Regions from separate parts of the Homo sapiens genome. Here region 1 is linked to region 2. A link is a loop called in an ENCODE intact Hi-C map of the cell type or tissue named here. Cell type or tissue: mammary epithelial cell. All regions are shown on one strand. Links, peaks and the distances in the headings refer to the core of each region. The heading gives the core; the rest is flanking DNA.

Evidence for each region. A loop is a pair of places that touch in the nucleus more often than their neighbours do. Peaks named below come from ENCODE experiments on the same cell type or tissue, not always from the same donor. Only the 100,000 strongest peaks of a DNase experiment are listed, where the experiment ranks them.
Region 1: it touches region 2 in a loop (2.7-fold over the local background); 11 of 110 quality-filtered maps call a loop at or near these places.

The regions. Positions count from the first base shown.
Region 1 is chr11:113,269,881-113,279,280 of GRCh38, forward strand. It overlaps NCAM1 (neural cell adhesion molecule 1), which reads left to right. Exons shown (of 20, transcript NM_181351.5): 18 at 308-515; 19 at 1,880-1,996; 20 at 5,387-8,556. The coding sequence ends at 5,507. NCAM1-AS1 (NCAM1 antisense RNA 1) reads right to left here and starts at 4,021. Exons shown (of 3, transcript NR_034101.1): 1 at 3,744-4,021; 2 at 324-641. TTC12-DT (TTC12 divergent transcript) reads right to left here. Exons shown (of 5, transcript NR_199709.1): 5 at 8,557-8,863. In mammary epithelial cell, for the core only: a CTCF peak has its summit at 5,045; no DNase peak of the experiment used is centred there.
Region 2 is chr11:113,122,061-113,132,586 of GRCh38, forward strand. The region is part of intron 1 of NCAM1 (neural cell adhesion molecule 1); the gene reads left to right. Among named protein-coding and RNA genes, the nearest start is that of NCAM1-AS1, 150 kb to the right of the region's middle. In mammary epithelial cell, for the core only: no CTCF peak of the experiment used is centred there; no DNase peak of the experiment used is centred there.

The DNA of each region.
Region 1 (9,400 bases), core at 3,633-6,132, 150 kb after region 2:
TTATCCGGTGTTCTCAGACAGGCGGGGCTCAGTCTGCTCCCAGGACTCACGGGAGGCCAGCTGACCAGGCTCACCCCTGTTCCCCAATCTGTGAGATGATGTTGTCATCCCTCCCTCTGGAAGGTATAGAAAGACCCTGTTTTCTCAATTCTGGGGCATAGAAGGTCCCCAGGAAGGTGTCACTCTGGGCATGAATGCCATGACTCTGTCCTCTGGGCCCTCCCCACCCGCAGGGGCTTTTGCTGGCAGGGTCTGGAGGTCTCGCATCTCAGTCTGTTAACCACCAGCCATCTCTCTCCCACTCAAGCCAACGGCAGCCCCACCTCAGGCCTGAGCACCGGGGCCATCGTGGGCATCCTCATCGTCATCTTCGTCCTGCTCCTGGTGGTTGTGGACATCACCTGCTACTTCCTGAACAAGTGTGGCCTGTTCATGTGCATTGCGGTCAACCTGTGTGGAAAAGCCGGGCCCGGGGCCAAGGGCAAGGACATGGAGGAGGGCAAGGCCGCCTTCTCGTGAGTGCAGACCTGTCCACCTTGCTGAGGTTTGGGCTCTGCTCCAGCCCAGGGACCCAGCAGCTGCACCACCCTGCGCCATCAGCTGGTGCCTTTCCTTTCATTGCACGTTCTCCATTTGGAACCCTGATGGGGGAAAAACATTAGAGAAAAGTTTCTCAAAGCATGGTCTTTGGGGGTTACCTGTTTGAAATGTAGACTCTTGAGCCCAATCCCAGATCTCTTGTATTAGAATCTCCCCAGAGTGTGAAAATCCCTGTGTAGGTCAAAATGAGGGAAATTGTCAGAACTAAACCTGGGGAGGAGCTGCCATGGGGTAGGGCAGCATTAGAGGGACACACTTACCTTGCTTTCGTACATTGTTTATTCATTCATTCATCCATCACTCAACAAATATTTATCAAGCAGCTGCTGCAGGCAAGGCACTGTTCCCAGGCACATAGGTACAACAGGGAACAAACAGATAGAAATTCTTGTCCTTATGGAGCTGATGATCCAGATACTGTCCCTCCAACAGCATCTTGGAGAAACAGATCCTAAGCCAGTTAGCAAGAGCCTTCGAAGACTGTCACTGGGTGGAGCAGAGCTGGAGCAAGCCAGAAAGGGACTGAGCAAGGAAATAAGTTGTTTAGCACCACCACATGCCAGGCACTGTATATGCATATACATGTATGTGCATGTACTTAGAAATGTATGTATAGGGGTGACTCACGCCTGTAATCCCAGCACTTTGGGAGGCCGAGATGGATGGATCATTTGAGGTCAGGAGTTGGAGACCAGCCTGGCTAACATGGCGAAGCCCCGCCTCTACTAAAAATACAAAAATTAGCCAGGCGTGGTGGCATGCTCCTGTAATCCCAGCTATTCAGGAGGCTGAGGCTGGAGAATCGCTTGAACCCAGGAGGCGGAGGTTGCAACGAACCAAGATCACGCCACTGCACTCCAGCCTGGGCGACATAGAGAGACTCTGTCTCAAAAAAAAAAAAAAAAAAAAAAAAAAAGAAAAGGAAAGGAAAAGAAATGTATGTATACCTGTGTACAGAGACAGATGTATGTATTTGAGCAATGATCTGTGTCAGGCACTGTGTTTAGCACTTCCCATGCATCCTTTCATTGAATTCTCATAACTAGGCAAAGTAACAGTGTTTTTGCCTCATTTTACAGATGAAGGGACTGAGGCAGGGTGATTAAATCTGAAGCTCAAGGTCACACAGCTAGCAAGGGTTGGGCTGAGACTTATACATTTGAATCTGTTGGCTCTGGATGCCCACCGTGCCAGCCTTGGGTTGAGTCATAGCTGCTCTTCCGTGGGAGCCCCTCCCTGCAGCTGCCCTAGGGTCTAACCAGCAGTACTGTCTCCACAGGAAAGATGAGTCCAAGGAGCCCATCGTGGAGGTTCGAACGGAGGAGGAGAGGACCCCAAACCATGATGGAGGGAAACACACAGAGCCCAACGAGACCACGCCACTGACGGAGCCCGAGTACGTGGGCTGGGAGGGGCTGGCACCTGCTCCGTAGAGACCCCCACACCCACCTCCCCACCCTACCCCCACCTCCCGTGCCCCTACCCACAGCTCCCGGCCAAACAGTTCAGGCCAGGATTCCAAACCCTTGGCCACAAGACCTGCTTGGCTGAGAAATGCCTGACCTCAGGCATTTCTGGTTCTATTTCGGTGGCTGTGGGTACCCTTAGAAGGCTCCTGTATAAGTAGGGATCCCTGGATCCCTAGCCCCTGTTCTCAAGTTATACACATATTCTGGAAATGGCTTAAGGTGGCAAAATCTCACTGAAAGGCTTAGCAGAGTCTGCTTAGGATTTCTTGAAATTCTAGGGTTTTGTGTTTTCCCCCTGAAAGGATAAGGGAAGCTGGGGACCTGGTAAAGTTCTCTGCCCCTCCTCTGTTCAGAAACCTCGGGGACCCACGGAGCCCCAGACCAGTTGTGGTTGTAATGCCTGCCTAGCTGTCAAGGATCTTATGGGCTTAAAGGGAATGGAGTTTCAGGGAACCACAAAATCTGTGACTGGAAGAACCCACAGCTCCTATGAGCCATTCTGAGTACTCGTGATCTGCCTTATTCGTGACTTTTCCCATCGGTGCCCTGGGGAGCCCTGCAGGACAGCTGGGCCCAGTTCCTCTGGGACCTGGGAAGCCTAGAGCAGGTGGATGCTGAACAGAAGCCTGCCCCTCCTTGAATGGAGATCCAGGGCAGGGATCAGGAAGCCCTAGGCAGGTCTGCAAGGACTTCAGGGAAAGGGAGCTCTATGCAGAGAGCTGGAGAGACATCAGCAGGGAAGGGCTAGCAGGTCCCTTTTGAGACCGCCACGTTCTCTGTCGTCTCCTGTGTCCTCTTCTGCCCACCTGGGCGTGTGCTTCCTCTCAGCATCCTTCTCTCTCTGTGGGCCTGTGTCCGTGCCTGTGCCTAACTGCATGCCCCCACCCCCATGGTCCCTGTCCTGGGCTTCAGCCCTCCTCCTCGCTTCTCTGTCACGTCTCAGCTTCATTGTCTATTCTCTTCTACTTCCTGTCCTCCCACAGGCTGCCTGCCGACACTACGGCCACTGTCGAGGACATGCTGCCTTCTGTCACCACCGTCACCACTAACTCTGACACTATCACCGAAACCTTTGCCACTGCTCAGAACAGCCCCACCAGTGAGACCACCACCCTGACCTCCAGTATTGCCCCGCCGGCCACGGCCACGCCTGACTCAAACTCTGTACCGGCTGGCCAGGCCACCCCTTCCAAGGGGCCCAGCGCCTCTGCCCCCTCCCCGGCCCCAGCTTCAGCCCCCAAGGTCGCCCCCCTCGTTGACCTGAGCGACACCCCGACCTCAACCCCTGCCGCTAGCAATTTGTCTTCTAGTGTCCTGGCTAACCAAGGGGCTGTCCTCAGCCCAAGCGCCCCTGCTGGTGTCGGGGAGGCCTCTAAGGCTCCTCCGGCCAGCAAGCCCACCCCTGCACCAGTCCCCACCCCGACTGGGGCAGCCAGTCCTCTAGCAGCAGCGGCTGCCCCTGCCACAGAAGCCCCTCAGGCCAAGCAGGAGGCTCCCAGCACCAAAGGCCCGGACCCGGAGCCCACCCAGCCCGGAGCCGCGAAGAGCCCGGCCGAGGCAGCCACAGCCCTTGCTAGCCCGAAGAGCGAGGCTGCCTCCGTCAGCACCACAAACCCTTCCCAGGGCGAGGACTTTAAAATGGACGAAGGGAACTTCAAGACCCCAGATATTGACCTTGCAAAGGATGTTTTTGCAGCCCTGGGCTCTCCTGCTCCCGCCGCTGGGGCCAGTGGACAAGCCCCTGAGCTTGCTCCTTCCACTGCAGACAGCTCTGTTTCGCCTGCGCCAGCAAAGACCGAGTACGGCCTCTCTTTGTCTGCTGTCATCGGGTTGTGTCCTGTGGTGGTGTGCATTTGTGCTGTGCTGTGTCCTCCTTGTTAGATGTGTCTTCAGCCTCATCCAGGGCTTCTCTGAGGCGACCGTCAACCAAGGGGCTGGGATAAGGCAGAGAGAGCAGGACAGGCAGCTGGGCCCCAGGAGCAGCCGCCTGCTGGCTAATTAGGCCATGTTAATTATGTTTTATCCTTATCATCCTAGCAGCGGCTTCTGTTTTCCCTGGGGGAGCCCTTGCAGTCAGGCCACTGATGAGAATAGCTTGGGAAGCAGGCTAAGAAGGCCAAGGTGCCCTTATCAGCCACCCTGGGGCCCCCAGTCGGTGTGTTATTCAGTGCCAGGCTGAGTCCCTACCAGAAAGGCACTGATGTGCAGGAAGAAAAGAGGTAGGCCCCAGGCCCGTGGCAGGGGAGGGTGCAGTTCAGAGGTCCCCTCACACTGTGGCTCAGATGCTCACCCTCCCCTCCCAACCCCGGCCCCCAGCCCACTCTTGCTTCTCCTGCTCTTAGAGTGGCTGGGAAGACTCGGGGCTCCCCAGCATCAAATGGCTGCTGGGTCTCAAAGTTCAAGAGAAAGGCCTTAACCTTTCAGGTTTGTAAGTGTCTTGCCAAAATTCAGTGGCACCAGCTGAGGCTGGGGTCTGTGCCTGTCCCCATGCATCCTCAGACCCGACTCCCTTTCCTGGAACTGATGGAGGCAGAGTCAGACCTAGATTTTTATAGAGGCTCCTATGGCTGCTCCCCAGATAAGCTGCCATGCTGCCACCATGGGCTGCAAGGGGCTCTCGCCAGGAGCCCTGAATCTCAGCATCGGGAGGGAAAAGGACTCTGATAGCCCTGCCCACTCAGCTGCCCTCAACTCTCGCATAGCCACCAGGCCCACTCTAGTACCCCACCAGGCTGCCATGAAAAGCTGCCTCCATCAGTGTTTTCTCACCCTACCCAGGCAGGCCCTAGAGGCATCATCCTGCAACAGCACAGGGTGGGGTGGGGAAGGGACAGGCAAGAGTGGGTTGCAAAGGGGCCCCTGAAATCAGTGCTGGGAGCCCAGCCCAGCCCAGCAGGCTGCATTTACATCCAGCTGAGCTGTTGCCACTGCAGCTGGTCAGGGTGAGGAGGAGCTGCCTCTGCTGCCCCCTTCCACCACCCCAGGTAAAAACACAGCCTCTGGCATCAACTTAGGGCTGGAAGAGGAAAGGACTCGTTCTTCTGACTCAGTGCTTCTCAACTATGGCTGCACATTAGAGTCACTTGGGTGCTTTTAAAAGTCACTGTGTCCGGACCAATTAAATCAGGATTTCCGCGAACACAGCTCGGGCTTGGGTGATTTTTAGTGCTCCCAGGTGATTTGACGGGCAGAGGTTGGAGCCGGGTGCTGTCACTGGAGAACCCCTCCTCCTCCCTGCTGTCCCCAAGGCCTGGATGCAGGGGCGAGATGTCTGCAGACCGTGGTCTCAGTGGTTCTGTTTTCCTGATTCTCTGCAGGAAGGGCCCCGTAGAAGCAAAGCCAGAGTGCCAGGAGACAGAAACGAAGCCAGCGCCAGCCGAAGTCAAGACGGTCCCCAATGACGCCACACAGACAAAGGAGAACGAGAGCAAAGCATGATGGGTGAAGAGAACCGAGCAAAGATCAAAATAAAAAGTGACACAGCAGCTTCACCAGAGCATTTCCAACACCACAGACACACACACGCACGCACACACACAAACACACATGCACACACACACATCTCATTTCTCTAGTGTCTTTTGCCTTTAAAAAAAACTAAACAGATAAAACATGGGAATCTCCTTTTTGTAGGTTTATAGAAAGGGTCCCTTTGTTGCACACTCACTTGTAAGAAAATGAGACAAAAAGGTTAAACCCACAGCCAAACTAGGACACTCCGTTCCCTGAAACCGTTAAAAAATCAAACAAAAGGACCCCAAATTAAGAATCTAGGAAGCTCAGAAACGAAATCTAGGTTCAGGAAGACCACACTTGGTGTTACCCGATTGGCACAGACCAGTTTCAGAGAAATACTTTCAGGCACTAAGACTAATCGAATGAACAAAGTCCACAGTTTATTTTTATACTTTCAGTCAAGTTTGAACTCTGTAAAACCTCATAAATAAGTTATAATTTCTGTTCACTTTGTATTTGTTCAGTATGCAAAGTGTGTCACCCTTTCTAGCTGAATTCAATTCCCACGTAGACTCTTATTTTATAGGACGAATGCCAAATTGCAGCTTCTGGGGGTAGATCTCAATTTGCAGTATTCAGACTTCTTTTTCTTTCTTTTACATTCTTTTTTCTTTCTTTCTTTCTGCCAACTTTGTTTTCCAGTGTTTACAAGGTGACAAATGTTTGACTTTGGTTGTGTTTAAATGTCCGTGTAAAATAGCTGCCTTTTATTTTTTAAGGTAACAAATACCACCTAGAGGTAGGTAGGATCATCCCACGCTTGCTTTAGCACAGGACAACTTTACAAAACATGATTGTTTACAGCTGCTCTTCCCCTCTTTTCTGATCTGCAGTTTTTGCCTGGGTCCCACTCAGGTGAAAATCCATCTCATTCTGGAATGGTTTTGCTTTTGAATTTTTGGTTATTTTTGTGTTTCTTTGGGGGTTAGACCACTTTCTGATTAGCCGCCACCTGCCTGCATCTGTGAAAAGGGATCTGCTCCCAGGCGTTCTCACCCTTCTTTTGAAGGACTCCTTAGGCTTTGTTGAATGAAGCAGAGAAGATTGTATAGTTGGGGCTGGTCTTGGTGAACACACATTATTACCCCACACATCCCCTTTGTGTAGAAAGCCAAATAAAATCTATACATACCATTTCCTTTTGAGCCCAGAATCTAGATTTGAGCGGAAGAGCATGTGTGCTTCAGGGAATTAGTGTCTTTTTTTGGAAATCTGTTGAAGTAAAGTAACATCGGCCTTCTGTTCACTTAGGCAGCATTTATAGAAACAAAAGAAGAAAGAAACAACCTACTGTCTGGAGTCATAACACAACTTTCCTGGATTGGAAACCAAGTGGGGGAAAAAATACAGAAACTTTAAGGGGGATGGGAGGGGGGGGAGAAGGGAAAAGCCAGCCCTTTGTATAGAAATTTTGCTTTTTTTTCCCTCATTCTACTTTAGAACTGCAAGCTTGTGCACTGTGGATGCGTGAATATTTTAGTGTGAAACGTGTTTTTGTCATAGTATTGAAATAAAACTTCAACATAGTTTGGTTGTGGAAGGTATAGCAGATAGTTCAGAAAAAATATTCAGGAAACAAAAATCACTCAAACGGAATCGAAGCCTTTTAACAAAGAAAATGAAATACAGATGATGATGATGATGATGAAGATGATGCTAAGTAAACAGAAATCAGTACTCCGCATGCGCTCCTCTCCTAAGGTACAAAGCAGCAAGAGGTTAGGGTGGCAAGGCTGCCTCTGGGTCCATTCTGTGGGCCACTCTCCCCAACGTTCTGACACTTCTGCAGTCTGATCAGTGGCGATGCTAGATTATAATTTCAAACTGTGAAGAATAATGGTCTTGTCATTTGCTCAATGTGGGGTTATGTTGCATTTTCTCAGCTCCTGGGGATGGAAATGGAGGATCCCAGAACACACAGCCCTGGCCCCTTTGATTCTAGGGCCTGCACAGATCTCTGGTTCAAATGCACAGGCCCTCAGAATAGAGGAACATGAAGAGAGATCTTAGAGCACACAGTAGAATGTGAGAGCCTGGGTGTCTGAGACCGGGAGGGCCCAGCAGTGAGGGGCAGGCTCTTCTGGTCACCAGGCTGTTCAGTGGACTCAGTTCTTCATCTTGTAATGTCGATGGCTTTGCCACACCAGGCCAAGCCCATGCCATACCTTGTCAAGACTGTCAAAGTGGTTGTGGTTAGGTCAAACTGGTTTTGGTTCTGATGGTTAGGAAGAAACAGGTCAGCCCTCAGATCACCTGGCCCGGGACAGCTGACCCCCTAGAACCCTGGCTCTGCCATTAGCTAGGACCTAAGACTCTGCCCACATTTTGGTCTGTTCTCTCCCATTACACATAGGTTTGTCTCAGCATGCAAGAGTTTTTCCTTTAAAAAAAAAAAAAAAAAAAAAAAAAAAGCAATGCTTTCTCTAAAATCAAAGAGGGAGTCATTTTATTCCAAGATGTTTTATCTTTTATGTTAAGAGATCAAAGCTTATAATTTTCTTTTTTAATTTTTGAAGGAGGGATCAACTCCAGTTTCCAATGTCTATGTGTCTATGTGTGTATGTGCCATACATATGTATTCACATGAAGACCGGCATGGCCAAGTTCTGCTGGAGGAGCACTCAAGTGTGACGAGCAGGGCCACTGGACCCTGCAGGGCTGTGGTGTATATAGTGCAGCTTTGGAGGTGGAACTCTATTTTCACACTTTTCTATGGAGCCTTCCGAGTCCCAGGTTTTCACTTGAGGCTGTCTGTCTGGATGGCGGTTTTCAGACCTCCATTAACATCCCTACCCAGCATTCTGTACTTCGGGGGCCTTCTCTCTTGTTATAAAACTTTTTACCAAGTGAAACATCGATACCACCTTTGTTTCCATTCTCACTGGTGTAAATACTGAGTACTAACTGAGAATTTTGACTTTGCATTCTGTCGGAATACTTGTGTTCAATAAAAATTGAAAGAAAAAAGCTATTATGATCATACTGGGGTTTATTTCAATGCGGTGAGAGTCTGTTATGTGCATCAAATGTGGACATGCGTGTGGTAGTTCCTTTAGGACCTTGTGTGCGAGGAAGGTTAGCGAAGTCTCAGTGTCTTGAGTTCATGTGTTGCCTGAATGATGCTTTCTGTATTTTTTCTCACAGGCTGATAGATGAGAGTCCTAATTTAGAAGGGGCAGACGTCAGATTCAGAAAGGTTTCCTTCGAACTCTGGTTCTGCCGCTCCCCGGTTGACCTTGAAAGAGTTGCTTAATCTCCCCAAGATTCAGTTTCCTTTTCTGACATACAGGAAATACCAAGAAAAGAGAGTTAGTTAGGGTGCTGGTTGATGAATGAAACAATGTACATGAAGGCCTAGTGTCTTCTTTCTTGGCACACAGTGGGAACTCAATCAGCGGGAGTTGGCGCTGTTGGCATCCTGGGTGTGCGATACCATCAGACCTAATCGTAGTAATAGTCAACACCTGAGCTTCAAGATTTCAGCAATAAGGTAATGACATGGCGCTTATTCTAAAATAAGTAATGCCTCCTTCTTACTGCTTTGGCCTATCTCTCAGCATTTAGAGCCGTCATTCAGCCCCTGGAGTTTATTATGTCTCTAAGCTAGACAGAGTGAATAAAACTTTGCCTCAGCTAAGCATTCTCTTGTATATGCTGCTCTCTGGCTGTGTCTGAAAGAAGCAGCTGCTAGAGTTGGAGATGTCCATTAGGCTGTGGAATTGGGAGTTCCTGGAAGAGACCTGCTGTAGAATCAAGGCTAAGGTAAAGCAAGGGAGAATCCCAGGGCACAAAATGTAAGGAGGTGCCCACTCTCG
Region 2 (10,526 bases), core at 4,320-6,819:
TTTCAGTCTATTCCAAGTGCCCTTACACATCTCTCTAAGCCCATAACAGTTGCCTGGTGTCATCAGCTTGCCTTCAGATCCCATCCCCTCCTGTTCAATCTCTAGGTCCTTTTGCAGAACTCAGTGTTTTTGTGAGAGCAAAACTTTCAGAAAGAAGTTATTTAATCTTTGAAAGCTGTTGAAACTGGTTTATCGACTAGTCTGAACCCAGTAGAAGTTCAGTAGTTTTATTTTTCTCCACTCAGTGTATTAACTGCACTGTATTAAATCTCTCTTCTCCATAAGTAACAGGAAGGCTGGGATCTTTGTTTCATTCATTAGTGTCATTGTCACTCAAGTGCCTAAAATGGTGACTGACACATGGTGGATCCTCAAAAAAGATGTATTAAATTGAACATTTTTGGTGGAACCTCACTTGTTTTCATTAATTAAAAAGAAACTCGCCGGGCATGGTGGCTCATGCCTGTAATCCCAGCACTTTGGGAGGCCGAGGCAGGCGGATCACCTGAGGTCGGGAGTTTGAGACCAGCCTAACTAACGTGTAGAAACCCCATCTCTACTAAAATACAAAAAATTAGCCAGGCATGGTAGTGCATGTCTGTAATCCCAGCTATTCGGGAGGCTGAGGCAAGGGAATTGCTTGGACCCAGGAGGCAGTGGTTACAGTGAGCCGAGATTGCACCGTTGCACTCCAGCCTGGGCAACAAGAGCGAAACTCCGTCTCAAAAAAATAATAATAATAAAAAGGAACTCAGGGTTGTCTAGTTTAAAGCACCATTCTCATATTCTTTGTAAATCTCATCTTTTCCATTCCCTCCAGCACCTGCCTTCTTTAGTTTTAAAAGGACTTGGATGGACCTGGAGGTCATTCTGTTAAGTGAAGTAAGTCAGGGACAGAAAGACAAATATTGTATGTTCTCACTCATATGTGGGAGCTAAAAAATGTTGATCTCAAGGAGGTAGAGAGTAGAATGATGGTTACCAGAGGCAGGGAAGGGTGTGTGTAGGTGGAGGAAGGAAGAGGGGAAGAATAGGTTGGTTAATGGATACAAACATACAGTTAGGTAGAAGCAATAAATGTTAGTTTTGGGTAGCACAGTAGGGTGATGACAGTTAGCAACAATATATATTTCAAAATAGTTAGAAGATTTGAAATATTCCCAACACAAAGAAATGATAAACGTTCCTGGCGATGGATAATCTAAACACCCTGGTTTGATCATTACATATTGTATGTATGCATCAAAATATCACATGTACCCCATACATATGTACAAATATTAATGTATCAATTTCAAAATAAAAATAAAAGACTTGGATTGGGGAGGGGGTGCTTACTCTTTCCATCTTCCTCCCCTTCCCTTGCCTTGGAAAAGGGTAAAGGAATTTGATTTAGTTCTGGGACACTCTTACTCTGTTCTTCTTCTCATTCTCCTTCCCTTCCTGTATTTTAGGGTGGGGCGGAGATAGTGTCTCTCACACCACTGACCATGGCTGCCATCCTCTCTCTGGAGATGTGCCTGCTTCTGTGGTACCCCTGACTGGTGGTGGGTGCCTGCCAGGTGGGAGACATCCAAATACTGGCCTTTTCATGGTACTCAAGGGAGGTCTCCTTAGAGCCCCTTCAGGGGACTCCCTGTCCTGTGTTTCCTGGCTGTAGGAGATACAATGTCAACCCGGCTTTATCAAGCCACCCCTCAGCTCCGCTCCTGGTGGTACAGCCCACAGCCTTTCCTTCCTGAGCTCCCTTGACATGCAGGCTGCCCCCTTGAGTAGGACCCTGGCAAAGGGATGTAGACCCACTGGTGCTTGGGAAGCTCGCTCATCCTAGCCTTTGCTAGATGGTTCCTGACCCCTCTTGCCCTACCATTTCTCTCCAATTCACTTTTTGCCTGCTCAGGGTGGTTGGGGGACTCAGGGCTGATCAGCAAAGCGGCTGACCCTGCAGTCATCCAGCTGGGAAGCAGGATGCCAGGTTCTCCTTCAAGCTGGCTCCTCCAAAGTAATTCTCTTAGATAGTCACCTTTCTCTTGCTTTAGTTGAAAGAAAGGATAACAATGCTAGGGAAAGAAGAAGGGAAAGCTGTAGCTACTCTCACTAGGCAGAAGACCCGGAGCTAATTCCACCTGCTGTCTTCTTTGTCTTCTCTAGACTGAGAAGGAGGAAGGAGGGGCAAGTGGGGAGTGTGGTGTCGCAGGACTATTCTACCATCTCCCTAAGCTTTTCCGGAGGTGTCTTTTCTCAATCATTAGTACTCTGTAGACTGCAGTGCACTTGCCCATCTCTTTGACCTTAGCTTTGCTTCCTTGGTCACCAACATAGGGCAACAGAACAAGTCCTACTCAGGACTCTGCTGCACAGCTAAAGAAACAGATCTCCACCTCTCTTTTCTGACACTTTTAAATCCAGCCAAGCAGGGGCTGACAGCGCCATAGCTAAGTCCCTCTCTGTACAGTAGAGTGGCTGCTGTGTGTTTACAGTCACAAGATATTTCTGAATTCTTTGCTTTTAGTCTTGCGGTTCATTACATATGGGAAACTGAGGTGTATTTCATTCTTTGGCATAGCTCCTGATGATAACTATTTATTTTGGAAGGGCTTTCCTTGGATTATAACTTATCAAAAGATACCAGAGCAATAAGGTATAATACGTCAAGGAAAAAAGAATTCCCATTTTTCCTGTGTGTGTTCATTGGGCTCTCACTACAGCATTCAAGTCAGTATAAGACACGTTTACTGACAGCTGGATTACTCCGGGTCTGGCAAAAGAGCTTGAATCGACACTTCTGCTAAATTTCTCAGCAGTACATTGAATGTATATTTAACGTGTGTCATAAAGATGTGTGCAGATTGCTTGAGGCCGTCCGTCATTAAAGGCCTGAATGTATACCATTAGCCATCACACTGGTGGTACCTCCAATATAATTGAAAAAGGTTTAGCAATATATGAGCATATGTAATGTTTGTCATTTCTATTAGTACTCTAATTAAATCAGCCTTCTAATCAGACAACTTATAAAATCGTAAGTAATATGATTAGAGCAATATAGGATGCCACCCTCGTATTCTGAAGCACAGTTGGGTAGTAACTTTTTGATATTGTTTTGATGAATGGATGGCTTTGCTCAGTAAGCAGGTAGTCCAGTGTTGAGATTCTGACAAAGCTGGCTTTCTCTGAGTCCTCTAAAGATTCCAGGCAAGGCGGTTTCCACTGTTACACCTATTAAGGAATGGACCACGTTTCCTCTGTAATGATTGCAGCAGTATCTTAGAAATTCTAAACCCTAACACCATTTCCTCCAGAAAAATACCAGCATATTTCATTTATAAGAAAAATGGTTGTAGATAAATCAATAGAAATCTCAATTATATTTATTAATGAACAGGATTAAGTTGGATTAACATTTATCGCCCTTACGTTTTGATTATATCAAAACTGCAGCAGAGATTGCAGCTTGGGTTGATCCAAGAGTGGCCCTTTACACGCTATTGGCTTTCAGCAGACAAAATTGTTCAGCAGCAGTGGCTTATACTACATTAGTCTAGAAACCACTGTTTGAGTCAGCCAAAGGTGGGCGGTCTGCTCAGAGCCCGCTGGGCAGAGTGCAGGATGCCAGGTCACCAGGTTGGACGTGAGGGCAGACTTTCAAAGGCTCCAGGCCACCCTTTGGAATTAAAATATTGATTAAGTTCATCATCTGTGGAATCTGTGCAGCTGGCTTTTGTCCCACATTGCAAAGTGTGATCCTAAATCTTTGAGTCTTTCCTTTCCTACCCTTAACAACAATAACAACAAAAAATAATAATAAAACCTGGCTGGGTGTGGTGGCTCACACCTGTAATCCTAGCACTTTGGGAGACTAAGTTGGGCAGATCACTTAAGGTCAGGAGTTCAAGACCAGCCTGGCCAACACGCTGAAACTCCATCTCTACCAAAAAATACAAAAATTAGCCAGGTGTGGTGGTGCATGCCTGTAGTCCCAGCTGCTTGAGAGGCTGAGGTGGGAGAATCTCATGAGCCTGGGAGGCAGAGATTGCAGGGAGCCAAGATCATACCACTGCACTTCAGCTGGGTGACAGAGTGATACCCTTTCTCAAAAAAAAAAAAAAATAGTAAGAATAAAACCCTCCCCTACCCTTAACAACAACAAATAATAATAATAATATACAGTAATATAATAAAAACAGTAAATAGCTGCCATTTATTCAGTGCCTCCCATGTGGCAGGCCCTGTGCTGTGTGCTTTCCAGTATCAGCTCTGGTCTCTGTGCCACTCAGAGAGGATTGGGCTCAGTGAGTGTTTACAGCTTGCTCAAGGTCATACAACTCATCCAATGGTAAAGTCAGGACTTGAACCCAAGGTACAGAGTTCTCCACGTTGCCTCCATCCCAGGGTGGGCCTACCCCATGTGCTCATGAAACAGACTCAGATGTGTTTATAGCCACAGTTTCCGATGCTTATCACCCTGCTCTTTTATTGCTTAGTCTTTAAGCAACACAAAAAGATCTATTATATCATTACAGTTCATTTTTCTCATAATTGTATTCTCAGCGGATGCAATTGACAAATTATCGAGTTTCTCTTGTCTCCCTGACATTCTTACTTAGTTTTGAAATTCTTTTACATGAACGGTTCTCATAAAAAGAAACATTGTTACTTTTCAATAGGAATCCACTCAAGTCCCCAACGCCCACTGCAAACACAATGCAAATTTGCCCACAACACAGACAGAGAATAAGCAAATTCACAGCAGAAAAACTCATCCACTTTACAGGCCAGACTTAGGTAGAACTGCCATAGTGCCCATTTATCCCAGGATATCCACCACACCTCCTAACAGTGTGCAATTTCAGACCAGCCAGACAGACCTTGGTGCAAGGGACATGTCCAGGTTTAAACTTTCTCTAGAGGATAAATCCTCCCTCCTGTTTGTTTTCTGTGCCTCTTTCCTGCCTACCACAGTGGCAGCCTATATTCCAACATGGAACTCAGAGAAGATAGTGATGTTTGCTGATTGTCTGAACAACACATTGTCCCTGTTCTACTACCTCTTATGTATTAGAATTGTGATTCCCAAGCTTGATCCTGTAACAGACTCATTTGGGAGCTTGTTAAATACACATTCCAGGGCTCTACCCCAGAATCTCCAGGAGTGGGGTTTAGAAAGCATTTTTACAAAAGCTCTCCAGGTAATTCTTTTGGACAGACACTGCCGTAGAATAATAAATGGAATTTAAAATAAACAAGAGCTTATCAGAGCTCTGCAAAACCTCCGTGTCCACTCCTGCCTGCCATAGGGAGCTAGAAGACTGTGTACAGAAAACTGTTTCAGGAGTTACCAGTGCTTTTGTCTCTTTTCTTCCGGAAGCCATTTAAAATAAAGCTTGCATCGTACTATTACTGGTCTAATTGCTCCTGTAAAAAGAAAGGAATGAAGATTATAATGGAAGTATAAATGCAACACCTTTTAAGGCAGGAACTATCTTTTAGGGATAGTATTTTTAAACCCCCATTGCTTTTAGCAAAATTGGTGATGGTTAAGTAGTGGTGAGAGGATAGAAATTTTTAAAAATTGATATTAAGAGTTGCAAGGCATTGAAAATTGGTAATTCAATCTCCACTAAAAGAAAAAGGAATTATAACAATAAAAAGCTTAAGTGATTAGTGCCCAGTAACAAAAATCAGACAGCTGCTCAGCAGCGTCCCTTCCTACAAGAGACAGAAATAGTCCGGTGGTTCTCAATTGAAAGATGGGCTGCCTTTCAGCAGGTGGGTTGTATGTTGGGTATGTGGAACTCAGAACATATTTGCCCTTAGATACAAAGTAGCCTCACTGTGCTGGGTACCTGTCCCACAAAGGACTGGGCACAGGAGATTTTGGGAGGGCGGCTGCTTATCACATGGGGCGTGGCTGAGTAATCATTTTGACCAAATACTCCCTGTGGCATGCTCACCAGACTGCTGGGGCCGACAGTGTGGTCCCTCTGTCTATAGTCTTGGCCTGGTCTTATATTTTTCCTTGGCTGGTGTCTGTTTTATTACTTAATCCGTGCACCATTCACCCCAATCACTTTTGGCAACCACACTTTCTTTCCAACAGCATCTAATACGCTCAGCATCGCCCATTTGCTCAGTAGCTCTTCACTGCTCGGGCCTTGCGTGCATCACAGAACGGTTTGGGAGCAGGCAGACCTAGCTTTGCATCTCAGATGTGTCACTTATTAGCTCCATGAGCTTGGGTATGCAACCTCACATCTCCAGGCCTCTGTTCTTATGTGAAAGGGGAATAAAAGTACTCTGTGACTTATTAATCAGTGCACTCAGGTATTAGAAAGTGTCCTGCACATACACTTCTTCTCCAGGAGCTTTGGATACAAGAGTCTGTGGTAAATGGTTCCTCCCCTCCATGTTCACAGTCTAGTGAATGAATGAGACATTTGTTTAAGAAGAAAAGTCACGATAAGGGGTATATACTCCATGGTGACAATGGTGACAACGAACTCTGCTTTTATCCCTTCCCACAGCAGCGTCCTTTCCCTCTGCCCCCTTCATAGGCATGCCCCCTCCTTTAGTCCTCTTTATTCTTGGGATGACTTACTCACATCTCTGTGCTTGGCTTAGAAGTTGAAAAATAGGCCTCGTATTTCTCATTTTATTGGAGACTCTTTTTAGCAGGGTCAACTTGGATTCCAAAGAGGAAGGAATGAGTGGAGAGATAGGGAGGAGAAGCTGCCAAGTGGGCATGGGCGTGGGGGTACAGGCCGTGTTTGTCACTGGGGACAGCTGGAATTATTGACATTCATGACCTGCAATTGGAGAGTAACTAAAATACTTCAAGTTGTGAGGGTGTGTGTGTGTGTGTGTGTGTGTGTGTGTGTGTGTGTGTGTGCATGCGTGCAGGCACACATGATATATTAAAAATTAATCCTTGGGGGAGATTATATAGAGCAAAAAACGAGAGCAGAAACATTAAACCCATCTTTATTTTTTCTGGGAGCTGTACAGTTTAAGGGAGGCTTTTTGCCTTCTCATTGGACAAAACCTGATAGGTGAAGTCTGGGAAGAGCCACCAGAATAACAGCTTTCTCCTTTCACTTCTGGATTGGAGAAGTGTAGGGCCAAGTCTCCTTTGAATTTCACATGGGGCCTCTCATTTCCCTAAGAGGACCCTTTGGGTCTGACAAATGAAGATATTTTCAATAAAAATCTCTCATTAGCTTGGTATCTTAGGGCCAAGTTTTGCTTTTGAAGATTAAACTGTTGTCCTGGCAGATTGGTTTCTACATAATTTTCTGTGCATGCGGAGCTGGAGCTGTACGTCTCCACTGGCTACATCTTCACTATAATGAGATTCTTTTTGGGTGTGTTTCCTAGGGACTCTATAGACAAGGACCTGTATTTTTTTTATGCCAGTAACAGTGACTAAGACATATGAGCATCCATCATTTGCTCTCTAAAATGGCTGCTCAGTCACAGCTGTGAGATGAACACAGGGATGAACTTGGTCAGGAAGACTAAATCCTGTTCATTTCATCCACTGATTAAATATGGCGTTATTCTGGAAAAACTCCTTAGAACTGATCTTTCTCTACTCATGCCATAGGAGCCCAAAAATGTCAAATGAATACACTGGCACCAAGATTCCTAGGAGAGAGGCAGGAATGTGGATTTCAAGATTTCTTATGAGACTGCGCAGCATTGTGAACATCCTGAATAAAGAAGATATGTGTTCAGTGACAAGGGTGAACAGCCTCAATTCATCCTGCCCTTGAGGTTCTTTTCAGCCCATTGCTAGTTAAGTAAATAGGCCAGCAATTTAGCATAATGCTCTGGTAGCTTCAGGTTTTGCTGTGTTAGACACTCATTTCATGTAGGACACACAGGCTTGCCCTTTTTAATGTTATTATCACGTTTTTTAACAGCACTAACAGCACTTATGGCCCTCTGGATGTACACGTGGGTGTCTAAGGGCCCCCTTTTTGGTGATACCATTAATTCAAATAAGAAGATGGCCACATAGAAGACAGGCTTTGCCCACTACATCTTCCAAATGTCAGTGTCTTGTGTTTGACAGTAGAGATCCTTATAAATTTGAAGCCTCGTTCAGTATTCACATTGGCGAGCAGGCTCTAGCTATTGTTGGCAGAGTGTCTGCAAACAATATTTTTAGGAGCATTGGAATTAACTTTTTTAAAAATTAATTTCTGGTTTTAGAAGCTTGTCATGGTTTTCCTTTGCTTGACAGATATTTATTGTGCATCTTCTATGTGCCTAGCACTGTGCAAGACACTGGGGCACAACACTGAACAAAACAGAGAAAATCCCTGCCTTCATTAAGCTTATTAAATACATTCAATGAGTCAATTAAACAGTATGCCACAAAGTGATGTATATTAATAGGGAAACAAATCAAACAACTAGGGCAACTAGGATTGGGAGTGCCAAGGAACAGTGGTGTTGGCAAATTAGGTGAGTTTGAAAAGAAATTTGGATACAAATAATAGGCTGAATTCTGCCCAATGACTGGGCTGTAGATACCTTTGTGACATCATTTGTACCATTGTCTTGTTATTTTATTTGATCTTTCATGCTATGTCCTGCTTCTGTTAGTAGTTTGTAAGCAACTTGAAGACAGGAATGATAAATCATAAGTCCTGGCTTCCCCTAGTAGTACACATTGCAACTGCTCCCCACCTGTGGATTGGATTAAATGCATTTATACCTCCCCATCAGCAAAAGATAAGTGTGACCTTGTGCGTGGCTATTTCCTAAACCTGTATCAAGTGTGTGATGGGGGTGTGTGTGATATTTAGGATATTCTTCCTAAGGTAGAATGGTGGTATTGTTGCAGTCCTTCGTCGAATTGTTCATAGTAACTCTCTCCTTGCAGCACTGGTTGGACTATGAGGAAAACTACTAGAGACCTTTTCTTTTCTATTCCTCCTCTGGAAAAATTTGCTTCCTTAGCCTAAAAGTCACAGGACAGACGGTTAGTAACGGCTTGACCTAAACCAACTGGGAACAGTTGCCTCCGTATTCATATTTAGCTCTGAAGAGCTTCAGACCTTGTGGTCTGATCCAAGATATTCCAGCTGCTGTCAGGAAATTCTTTTTTATGTTCTTTCTAAATTTAATTGAAGTCTATTTGTCTTTTTTCGAGGTAGGCTGTGGAAGAGGCAAACTAGTTGATGTGATTAGCAGTGAGCCCTGTCATGGCCTGTCAGGAGCCTTTCTCTTGATGCTTTCCACCCTCTGGGCTGTGTGAGGGATGACACAAAACCACCTGTCCCACCCCAAAAGATAGTCTGCTGTGCCTCCTCACTGGGCTTCCAGGACATTTTCTCCAAGCCCATTTTACTCAGGGATTCATTGATTGTAAGGAACAACACACATGCAGAAGAGCTTAAAAGAGAAAGAGGGATGTGTTGGAAGCACACAGATGTATCTAATGGAAGCTAAACCTGGCAGTGCGCCACCCTTGCAAGGGGTATGTAAGTGAAGTCATCATAACAGATGAAGCCTCAGACCTCAGTGGCTCAGGACAGCAGGGGTTGATGTCTCGTGCTCAGAAACTCCCACAGCTGGGTGAGGCAGGCTGTGCTCCACACAGTCATTCAGGGGTCCAGGATGTCAAATCTCTGCTGTCTTCCCCCAGACGTCCCCAGCCAGGCAGCTGATAGGAGAGATGAGTGGAAGATCGAGCAGGTGGTTTTAGGGGCCAGTCACAAAAGTGGCATAAATGATTTCCACCCATAATCCCCTGGCCAGAACCCAGCCACGTGGTTATGGCTTACTGGTCGGGAGATGAGGAAATGAAGTCTAGCTGTATGCCCATTGGTAAAGGGAAGTAGGTTTGGAGGACAGTTAGCCATCTCTGCCATAACCAGGAACTTGAAGTCCGTCTGGAGCTAGGTGAGCCACTTCCTTTGCCCTGCCAGAAAACTGTGTGTCTTCTGTGCTTGTTTCTGTTCAGATGAGGAGAGGGACAGAGATGGTTTTTAGTGAGTAAAGAAACGCACATCCTCTCCCTCCTCCATGACTTTGCAGTCCTCTGTGTGGACACTGTTTTAGCTTGCTGGAACACCATGCTGGGCTTCGGTAAGGCCCTTCATCGCCCCTTGCTCTTGGCCAGGGGTCAAAGGTCAGCTGAGTTGTTAGCATATTCTGTGCAGGCTCATCTCAGACAGCTAACAACAGGCACTGAAATAATGTCTGTAAAATATGTGAGCAAAGACAGTTCTCCCAGGAGACTCTGACCTAAATTTTGAGCCAGGCTCTGCAAATTTGCCTCTTTAACTAGGAAAAGATGAAACAAAGGACAGGTTCCTTCAATTCACATCTGTTCAGTCCTGCCTCAGCTCTAGATAATGTGTGTTCCTTAATGCCCCCAAGGGAGAGGGGGCTTTACCTTCTCTCCTTTCGGGGTTTCTACACTGTATCTTCTCCCCAGTATAGCAGTCAACACAACTCCCAGCTCCTAGGCTCAGCCGCACAGCTTTAAGGGGGTTCAGATGAGTTTGGGATCA